Linked DNA regions of Homo sapiens: region 1 is linked to region 2. A link is a loop called in an ENCODE intact Hi-C map of the cell type or tissue named here. Cell type or tissue: CD4-positive, alpha-beta T cell. All regions are shown on one strand.

What was found. A loop is a pair of places that touch in the nucleus more often than their neighbours do. Peaks named below come from ENCODE experiments on the same cell type or tissue, not always from the same donor. Only the 100,000 strongest peaks of a DNase experiment are listed, where the experiment ranks them.
Region 1: it touches region 2 in a loop (18-fold over the local background); 89 of 110 quality-filtered maps call a loop at or near these places.

Annotation. Positions count from the first base shown.
Region 1 is chr12:54,956,038-54,961,037 of GRCh38, reverse strand. The region is part of intron 10 of TESPA1 (thymocyte expressed, positive selection associated 1); the gene reads left to right. Among named protein-coding and RNA genes, the nearest start is that of TESPA1, 26 kb to the left of the region's middle. RefSeq lists an enhancer at 1,668-1,717. In CD4-positive, alpha-beta T cell, CTCF peaks have their summits at 2,591 and 2,790 (motif pointing right); a DNase peak (open chromatin) is centred at 2,787; H3K27ac peaks cover 1,938 bases.
Region 2 is chr12:54,746,821-54,751,820 of GRCh38, reverse strand. No RefSeq gene overlaps it. Among named protein-coding and RNA genes, the nearest start is that of DCD, 100 kb to the right of the region's middle. In CD4-positive, alpha-beta T cell, CTCF peaks have their summits at 2,233 and 2,435 (motif pointing left); a DNase peak (open chromatin) is centred at 2,430.

The DNA.
Region 1 (5,000 bases), 210 kb before region 2:
GACTAATTATTTTAAGCTTCCAGGTAATTCTATTATGGCTGGAAAATACCTCTCTAGATCAATGATGCCCAGGCTTTGGCAGGCATCACAATCACCTGGAGGGCTTGTTAAAATACAAATGACCAGATCCCAGCTCCCAGAGTGTCTGATTGAATTGGCCTGGATAGAACCAAAGAATTTGCATTTCTAAGAAGTTCTCAGGTGATGCTATTGCTGCTGGTCTGGTAATCACAGTCTGAGAACTGCTGTTCCAGGAGACATTGTGTAGAACTTTAATATTCAAACTGTAGTGTACAGATACAAGGAGCATCAGCATCCCCTGGGATTTTGTTAGAAATGTGGACTGTCAGCCCCCACCCCAGACCTAATGAATCACAGTTTTACCAAGATCTTTAGGTTAGATAATTGATTGCATATTGAAGTTTGAAACTCATTGTAGTAGAAGTTTTGTAACAGGTGAGGACCAGCCATGGAAATCAATATCCCAACACCTGCTTTCAGCTATGTTCTAATCAGCCCACATCATTGAACTCAGAGCAGACTCCTCAATGTACCTCACAGCTATGCTCATTTAGGGTCTGAGCTCCCTTCTGCAACTGTGGTCTGATGAAGGTAGCTCTCCCTCCCCTCCTCAAAGCAGGAAATGAATTTCACATTGTTATTTATTGCAGCTAAAATTTCTTTCCTCCAGATATGAGTTTTTCAGTATTAATTTTTTCAGAGATATCTCTTATACCTTTAAATAGTTTGGCCAGTAATTTATTATTTAAACTAATGAAAATTAATCTTTCTGTAGTTTTAACCACCTATCTGCTACAACCACAAAGAAAATGGCATAAGGGATAATGGTATTTTCCCCAGATAGTATAAATTAAAATCTTTATTGAATTAAGTAAATAAATCTTGCTTAGAGATTCCTTTATTTTGGATATCTTGGTACCATTTTCTACATTTTCTAGTCTAATTGTTTTCTTAGTTAATACTCCAAAATTTCAGTGGTACTTGCTCAGACACACAAAGATATTTACAATTCTAACTGTTTTAATTCTAATTCTCTGTGGTTTTAGGAATCTAATCACTCTTGTTTCTCTCTTACCTACTACCTACATCTCAGGGTATATGAATCATATGTATGTATTTAGTCACAAAAGAGGTAAATAGCAGAAGGCATCAATATGTCATATGCACTTCAAGAAGTTTCAGATGGTTTCAGTTGCTGGTCTGGCATGTTAGGAGCTAGAAGCGGCCACTCCACCCAAACAACAAGTAAAAACCTGAACAGACTGAAAAATTAGTAACCGTTCTAGACCCATCAGAGAAGTGGGTCACAGGGCAAACCACTTCTCCTCAAATTAGAGAAATAGGCAAATGCAAAGATTTATGACTTGTTAGAGCAAAAACCCCAAAGCATAAACTCCCCCAGGAATCAGAACCACGGTAGAGAACCCGGACAATAACCGAGGAATTACTGGATGCTCAGCATGGACCAGTCTGAGAAATAAAAACTCTAGGGAGACCCAGTCATTGGGAGGCCCCTTGTTTCTGGGAGTCTTACTTCTAGGAGCTCAACCATGTTCTCACAGGAAATACTGGAGAAAAATCCCCTAGTGTTTCCCGCAGGGGGCGGGAGAAAGGAACCATTTTGAAATGCAGCAGAGCATTCTATTCCTCTTAACAAAGTCTTCCCTCGGGAGAAACTAGATACCAAAAACCTAACCGGATGAGGTTTTATCAGAGACTAACCGACCTGAAGGAAGGGAAACACCCAACTCCTGCCTACTCTAGCCATCCCGTCCCATTAAAGGGGACAGAGAGGATGAGAAGCACAGGTGAGAGTCACAATCCAGAGGCACAGTCTCACTGGAAGACTGAGACCTAACCATAAGACCATGGAACGCTTCCCTTCTCCCTAAACCTTACCACCACATTACTAAAAGCCTATTTACATCAATTTCTTTTACTCAGTACATCGCGTCCAGTTGTAAAAAAAAGACATAGTAAAAGGCAAAAACAGGTTGAAGAAACAGAGAAAACGTTAAAACCAGTCTCAGATATGACAGGGATGTTAGGATTATCAAACTGGAAATTTAAAACAACTAAAATGATAAGGGCTCTAATGGATAAAGTAGTCTGTGCGCAAGAACAAATGAACAGAGAGATGGAAATCCTTAGAGTAAAAAAAATGCTAGAGATAAAAAATGGTGTCACAGAAATGAGGAATGCCTTTGATGGGCTTATTGGTGGACTGGACATGGCTGAGGAAAGAATCTCTGAGCTTGAGACTATAGCTATAAAAACCACCAAAACTGAAAAGCTAAGAGAAGACTGAAAAAAATATAAGAGAATATCCATGAAATGTGGGACAGTTACAAAAGGTGTAACATATGCATAATGGAAATTCCAGAAGGAGAAGAAAGAGAGAAAGAAATAAAAGAAATATCTGAAACAATAATAATTGAGAATTCCCCCAAATGAATGTCAGATACCAAACCACAGATCCAGAGAGCTCAGAGAACACCGAAAAGAATAAACACACGCACAAAAAAACGCAAAAATCTACACCTAAGCTTATAATTTTTAAACTACAGAAAATCACAAGTAAAGGGAAAAATCATAAAAGAAGCCAGAAGGAAAAAACACCTTACCTATAAAAAAACAAAGATAAGAATTACATGCAACTTCTCCTCAGAAAATGTGTAGTATATACTCCACAAGTAGGTTCTTGCCAAGAATTGAATTTACTCTAAAATGCAACACTTTGCTTAAGTGTTGTTTGTCCAGCAGATGTCAGCCTTGCACAAGAAAAAAAATGCCAAGATGTTCCACAAAGCAGGCTGTGTGCAGGATTTATATGGTTATACATTCCTGGGCAATCTATGCAATGCAATGCCCAGAACACAAGTTCCTCTCACAAACCTGTCCCAACTTTGTCTAAAGGTCAGTATTTTAAAATATCAGAATTGAATTGCTAGGGAGAAAGTATTGCTAGGAGTCATACATTTCAAGTACCTAACTAGATTCCATTTTCTGCCAGTGATGGGGCTTCATTACAGCAGGAGAGGCAATGGTTTAAAATGCTGTATTTTATTGATTCTAAGGCACACATTTTTCCACATTTTAACATCTCTGAAATTAGGTTGTGCCTTAAAATTCATAGTGTCAGCCAATTTAGTTGTCTTTTTTTGCCTCCTTAAGTGGAATGTAAAATAATTATGAGTCTTACAAAAAATGGTTTATGATCATCAATGAAATAGCATAACTTTATAAATTAAATGCACTTTTTCTCTCAAGTAAGTTAGGAAAATATTTTGTGATTTTTTTCTATGATTACCTAGAAGAATAAGAGATCTCTTCTTTCCTGACGCAGTCTTTGGCTGAGGAAGGGGTCACAGTAGTTCCCAAATTTTTCCAATGTCCTGTGCATTTGTTTAACCATCTTTTCACAAAGCTATAACCTATTTCTCTCAATCCACTCCTCTATTACCCTTTAAGAAATCTCAAGAAGCGGAGAGAGCTATAGCAACAGCTCAGTACTGCCAATATTAAAGCCTGTGTGATAAATATGGAAGGGGGAAGTTCACTCACCACAATCAAAGGCAGAGCTAAGTGGGATAATTTTTTTCAGTTCTGCTGGGAAATAGTCCCACTTCTGCCTTTTTCAGAGTCTGTAATTATTTCCTGGAGATTAGTGATCTTCCATTATAATGTCGTTTTAAGTTCCAGGTATTAACTACTACTTGTTAGTAGTGGATAGGAAGTGGTAGCAGCACTCAGCCAGCCACCGTGTAGCGTTGTGCAGCCCATGCATTGCCCAGAGACACCCAGCTGAGTAGGCAAATGGGAATTAGAATCCAGCCCTACTGAGCTTGCCATCCAAAAACTCTAGGGCTTTCATCTTCTAAGAGCGAGCTCCATTTTTTTCTAATTCATTCACATAGGGTGAGTGCCTTTCTGTAATTAGCACAAGGGCACTGCTGTGGTTTGAATGAGTCTCGCAAAGTTGGTATATTGGAACCTTAACCCCCCATGCAGTGCTGAGAGGTCAAACCTTTGAGAGGTGACTAGGTCATGAGGGCTCTGTCCTCGTAAATGGATTAATGTCACTATTGTGGGAGAGGATTCGTTATCTCAAGTGAGCTTGTTATAAAACCAAGTTTGGCTGTGTCTTGCTTTCTTGCCCTCTCACGCTGTCTTCCCCCTCCATCTTCCGCCATGGGATGATGCTACAAGGAGGCCCTCACCAGATGCAGGCTTTTGACCTTGGATTTGCCAGCCTCCAGAATTGTAAGAAATAAATTTCTTTTCTTTAAAAATTGCCGTTATCTGTGGTATTGTCATGGCAACACGAAATGAAGTCAAACAGGCACCTTTTCTATTAAAAGAGGACCTTGACCCGCAGCCAACAGCTTTCTTCACTTGCCACCTTCTCATTTAGTCTCTGCTGGGAAAGAGGTTTTAATCTTCCTCCAAGTTCCTGAGAAAGGATGACCCACATCTTTCCTCATAATTTCCACCATGCTCAAAAATGTCAAATTCACAGCCCTTTCTATTGGTTTCCTGTGTTGACATTTAAACCACTTGACCTTTATCACACTTATAAGCGGCAGAGCCAAGGAGAAAGTTTTTATTTTTTTGTCGTTCTTTTTGTTTCTTTTACCAGATCTGAGGTAGCACAGGTCAATATTTATTCTCTTTGTGAAGTGACCATATCTAGAGGTGGAAGTTTTCATTTTTATGGTCACCCCTGCTGGTGGCAGCAGAAGAGACAGGAGGGACTAGGTGGGAATGCTCGTTCAGAGCACAAGACAAAGAAGAAAACTAGCTTGAGATACCCCCAAATGGTGGGTAACTCAAAGCACTATCTGTTTGTACTTGGTGGAACCTGTGTAAGTTGGGTAGCTACAGTCTTCTCTTTGATGTAAGATTGTCCTATGTGATAATATTACCAATAACAATATATATAGGGATTACTACATAGCAGACAGTATCTTTAGCACTTA
Region 2 (5,000 bases):
TCAAACATTTTTAAAAGACAAGGTACTTTTAAAGCTAAAAATTTCAGAAGATTCTTTTTTCTTCTTGAACTTGTATTTATATTCTATCCTCCCACAGAATTTTATCCTAATATATATTTGTACTTGAAAGTGTTATTGATTACCTCATCATATTCTTCTGCAATGAACATATGTATATTATTTAAATTTTTCTGTTGCCATAAGTTTCCAAATGCTAAAAATTTACTTCTGATACAATTTTTATTTATTCACTGTTGATCAAAATAGTACATGTAACTTATAAATCCTGACAAATATCAAACATAACATTGGAAATGTATCTCATAGATGGGACTTTCTCCAATTAGTTCATGAAGCTAAGAATGAATGTTACTTAATTATACAGAGTTCAGCATCAAAGCTACTTGTATTTCCTACTTTTATTTGTAAGCACTGACAATATCATTTCAAATAAATCAGTTGACAAAAATAGATAAACGTTTTCAACAATGTAACTCAATTCTTTGAACCCTTTTTAAGTTATATGTTTGAAACATCACATAGACATCTATTACCAAAAAAGTAAAAGTCTATTAGTTGACAAAAAGTTAGACACCACTTGATTTGGAAAATGACTGGTTATTCAGTCGTTAAAGTCATTCACTTTCTTAACACTGGCACCATATTTCAAATATCCCTCTGATGTCTTAGAGATTTTTTTGCATCAGTGTAATGCATCTACACCGTTCTGCATAGGTGAGAAACTTGCTTTTCTTTTTCAAATAGAAGGATAATTGGAAAAGCGAGAAGGGAAAGACACATCAGCAGGATTTCTTGGTTACAGGCTGGTTCTCAGGCAAACAAATTTTAGAAAAGAGTATGTGGAAACTGAGTATCTGGAAATGTATTCCCTTTAAGCTACCAGTAGCAGTATATAGCCAAGGTGTGCATAAGGATTACTGGTATCACAGTTTCCTAGACATCTCTACTTTAGGAACCACGTGCAAGATAATAAGCAGTTCAATCAATCTAATCCAATAACTATTTAATAGCTGGCTACAGGTTGTGAAATAACAGGTTGTAAAAATGTAAAACAAAGAATAAGAAGAACATGATTTGGGCCCTCCCAGAAAGAGGTAGTCGAAAAGCTCTGGAAAGACAAATAGGAGTAGGGACACTAGATGATGAGGATGCGAGGGCTTAAAATACAGCAGATGATGGAGCAAGTACTGGAGGCGTCCACGTGTGCCAGGAAAGTCTGAAAGTGAGGAAGGTGGAAGCTGGTATAGGTGGAAAAAAAAAGATCCTTTGTTTGAATGTGAAATGTGGGATCAGGAGCAGTCTCCCATTAAGAGGTTTTAAAAATATGAGCATCTACAAGAGAGAGACAGACCTCAGTCAAGGAAAGAAAGTAGGGAGGTTGTGCCATTGCACTCTAGCCTAGGCAACAAGAGCAAAACTCCATCTCGGAAAAAAAAAAAAAAAGAAGAAGAAGAAGAAAGTAGGGAGGAAGCAGTTGTTAAAAGGAGTTTGTTAACCACAAACCAAAAAACCTTGCTGCTTTGCTTTTCTTGACTCTTTTGCACATTTATCTTTCTAAGGAGCACTTGCTTAGAAGAAAAATGGCTTGGCCAAGGCAGAATATTCTTTGATTTTTCTGGCATAAAAACCTTCTTGGGAGCTATGGCAGTAATTGTAAATGACATGATGCTGGAAATATCCTTGAGTTCCTTCAAGAGAGAAACAGAATGAGCAGAACAGGTGAGTAAGGCTGTAGGAATGTGATACCATGGTAGTGCCCATAGGTAGCACCAACACTAATGTAGCATCAAGATGCCAGGATTCCCGGAACCACAGGAAGGGAGAAAGTCAGAATTTTAAGCTTCATCTATAGACCCAAAGGGAGAACAAGGAGGCTTCAGTAAATCCCTGGGGTGGGGTAACGATATTAGTGCTTTTGATGCAATTATTTGAAAAATGAAACACTTTATTTCCATCGATAGTTGGATGTGTTTCACCAATAAGCTTTTTTTAATCGACAAATAATGATTGTATATATCTATGGGGTACAGTGTGCTGTTTTGATATATGTATAGATTGTAGAAAGATTAACTCAAGCTGATTAATATATCCATCACCTTCCCTAAATAAGCTTTTGACGTAGGTGCTGAAACTGAAAATGTAACCAGTGCCCAGGGTCTGAGGCAGCTGCAGAGGAAGCCACCCAGATTCCACCCACACCCACCCTCCCCAGAAAGGATTCATGTGGCTGTAATTGGGGAAAAAAAGAAATATTCTTAAAAGCTAATTTCTCTGTAGGATCAGGGTGCAGAATATGCAATTTAGAGACATAACTTTTGTATGGAGATATGAAAATGGGAGGAAAACAAAACCATTCAATAGAGGGCATTTTCTATTACTGGCATTGCATTAAATTGGGCTATACTGCCATCTGCAGGTCACTGTAAAACTGTGCAGTAACGAAACTTAAGACGCTGTATCCAAAAGTAAAATCAGGAAGAATGAACAAGCAGCAGAGATAAACTCCATTGCACTGTGTTCGAATTAACTGATTTCAGTTCTACATGGATATATTAAGTAAGCATCTCTGGAAACATCAAAGAACATGTATAATCAATTGTTTGGTCTCAAGTGAATGTATGTGTAATATTTTTTCACAGCATCAGCTACTTTACCATCTTTGCCATCAGAATAATGGTAGAGTGCAGGCTCTAAGCCAGGCTGCCTGAGTTTGAATCCCAACTTGACAACTAGAAGATCTTGGACAAGTTATGAAACTTTCTCTTGGCCCCATTTTCCTCATCTAAAAAATAAAGGTAATAATAATGCTTAATTCAAAAGATGAGTTTGAGAATCAAGCTAAATTGTACATGTAAATTGTTTAGAATAGTGCCTGGCATATTGTAAGTGATCAATAAATTTTAACTATTATTCTTCCAAGAAGCTGACCATAAGTTTGTTAAACACATGGGATAACAGGAGAAAAAATAAAGGTTAAGAGTCCCAATCCCCCTCACCATCACTCTTGCCCAGAAAAGAGGAATATGCTACGAGTTTATGATTGGTCAGATCCCAGGATGCTATATAGAAAATTGGGATATTAACAGGCCTCTACTTGTGAGTAACACTAATTTAGTTTCTTTTTTTAATTATTATTTCAACAGTTTGGGGAACAGGTGGTGTTTGGTTACATGGATAAGTTCTTTAGTGGTGAGATTTTGGTGCACCTGTCACCCGAGCAGTGTACACTACACCCAATGTGTAGACTTTTATCTCTCACGCCCCCCCACCCTTCCCCCAAGTCCCCAGAGTCCATTATATTATTTTTATGCCTTTGCGTCCTCATAGCTTAGCTCCCACATATCAGTGAGAACACACAATGTTTGGTTTTCCATTTCTGAGTTACTTCACTTAGAATAATGGTCTCCAACTCCAGCCAGGTTGCTGTGAATGCCATTATTTCATTCCTTTTAATGGCTGAGTAGAATTCATATATGTATTCCATGGAATTATATATATTATATAATATATATATAAAATATCACATTTTCTTCATCCACTCGTTCATTGGTGGGCATTTAGGCTGGTTTCATATTTTTGCAATTGCAAATCGTACTGCTATAAACATGCATGTGCAAGTATCTTTTTCATATAATGGCTTATTTCCTCTGGGCAGATACCCAGCAGTGGGATTGCCGGATCAAATGGTAGTTCTACTTTTAGTTCTTTAAGGAATCTCCATACTCTTTTCCACAGTGGTTGTACTATTTTGCATTCCCAGCAGCAGTGAAAAAGTACTCCTTTTTCACCACATCCACGCCTATAATTTTTTTTATTTTTCAGTTATGGCCATTCTTACAAGACTGTAGTATCACACTGTGGTTTTAATTTGAATTTCCCTGATCATTAGTGATGTTGGGCATTTTTTTATATGTTTCTTGGCCATTTGCATATCTTCTTTTGAGAATTGTCTGTTCATGTCCTGAGCCTACTTTTTGATGGGATTATTTGTTTTTTTCATTCTGACTTTGAGTTACTTGCAGATTCTGGATATTAGTTCTTTGTTGGATGCATAGTTTGCGAATATTTTCTCCCACTCTGTGGGTTGTCTGTTTGCTGATTATTTGTTTTGCTGTGCAGAAGTTTTTTGTTTTAATTAAGTCCCATCTCTTTATCTTTGTTTTTGTTGCATTTGCTTTTGGGTTGTTGGTCATGAACTCTTTGCCTAAGCCAATGTCTAGAAGACCTTTTCCTACATTATCTTCTAGAATTTTTATGGTATCAGGTCTTAGATTCAAGTCTTTGATCCATCTTGAGTTGATTTTTGTACAAGGTGAGAGATGAGGATCATTCTACATGTGGTTTGCTAATTATCCCAGCACCATTTATTGAATTGAGTGTCCTTTCCCCACTTTATGCTTTTGTTTGCTTTGTCAAAGATCAGTTGGCTGTAAGTATTTGGCTTTATTTCTGTGTTCTCTATTCTGTTCGCATGGCCTATGGGCCTGTTTTTTACCAATACCATGCTGTTTTTGTTTTTTGTTGTTGTTGTTTGTTTGTTTGTTTGTTTGTTTTGAGTCAAGGTCTCACTCTGTCCCCCAGGCTGGGATGCAGTGGCACAATCTTGGCTCACTGCAACTTCTGCCCCCTGGGTTCAAGCAATTCTTCCACCTCAACCTCCCAAGTAGCTAGGATTACAGGCACGTGCCACCATGCCCAGCTAATTTTTGTATTTTTAGTAGAGACTGGGTTTCACTATGTTGGCCAGGCTGGTCTTGAACTCCTGACCTCAAGTGATCTGCCCACCTCAGCTTCCCAAAGTGCTGGGACTATAGGCGTGAGCCACTGTACACTGCCTACCAAGCTGTTTTGGTAACTATAGCCTTGTAGTAGAGTTTGAAGTCAGGTAATGTGATGCCTCCAGATTTGTTCTTTTTGCTTAGTCTTGATTTGGCTACATGGGCTCTTTTTTGGTTCCATATGAATTCTAGGATTGTCTT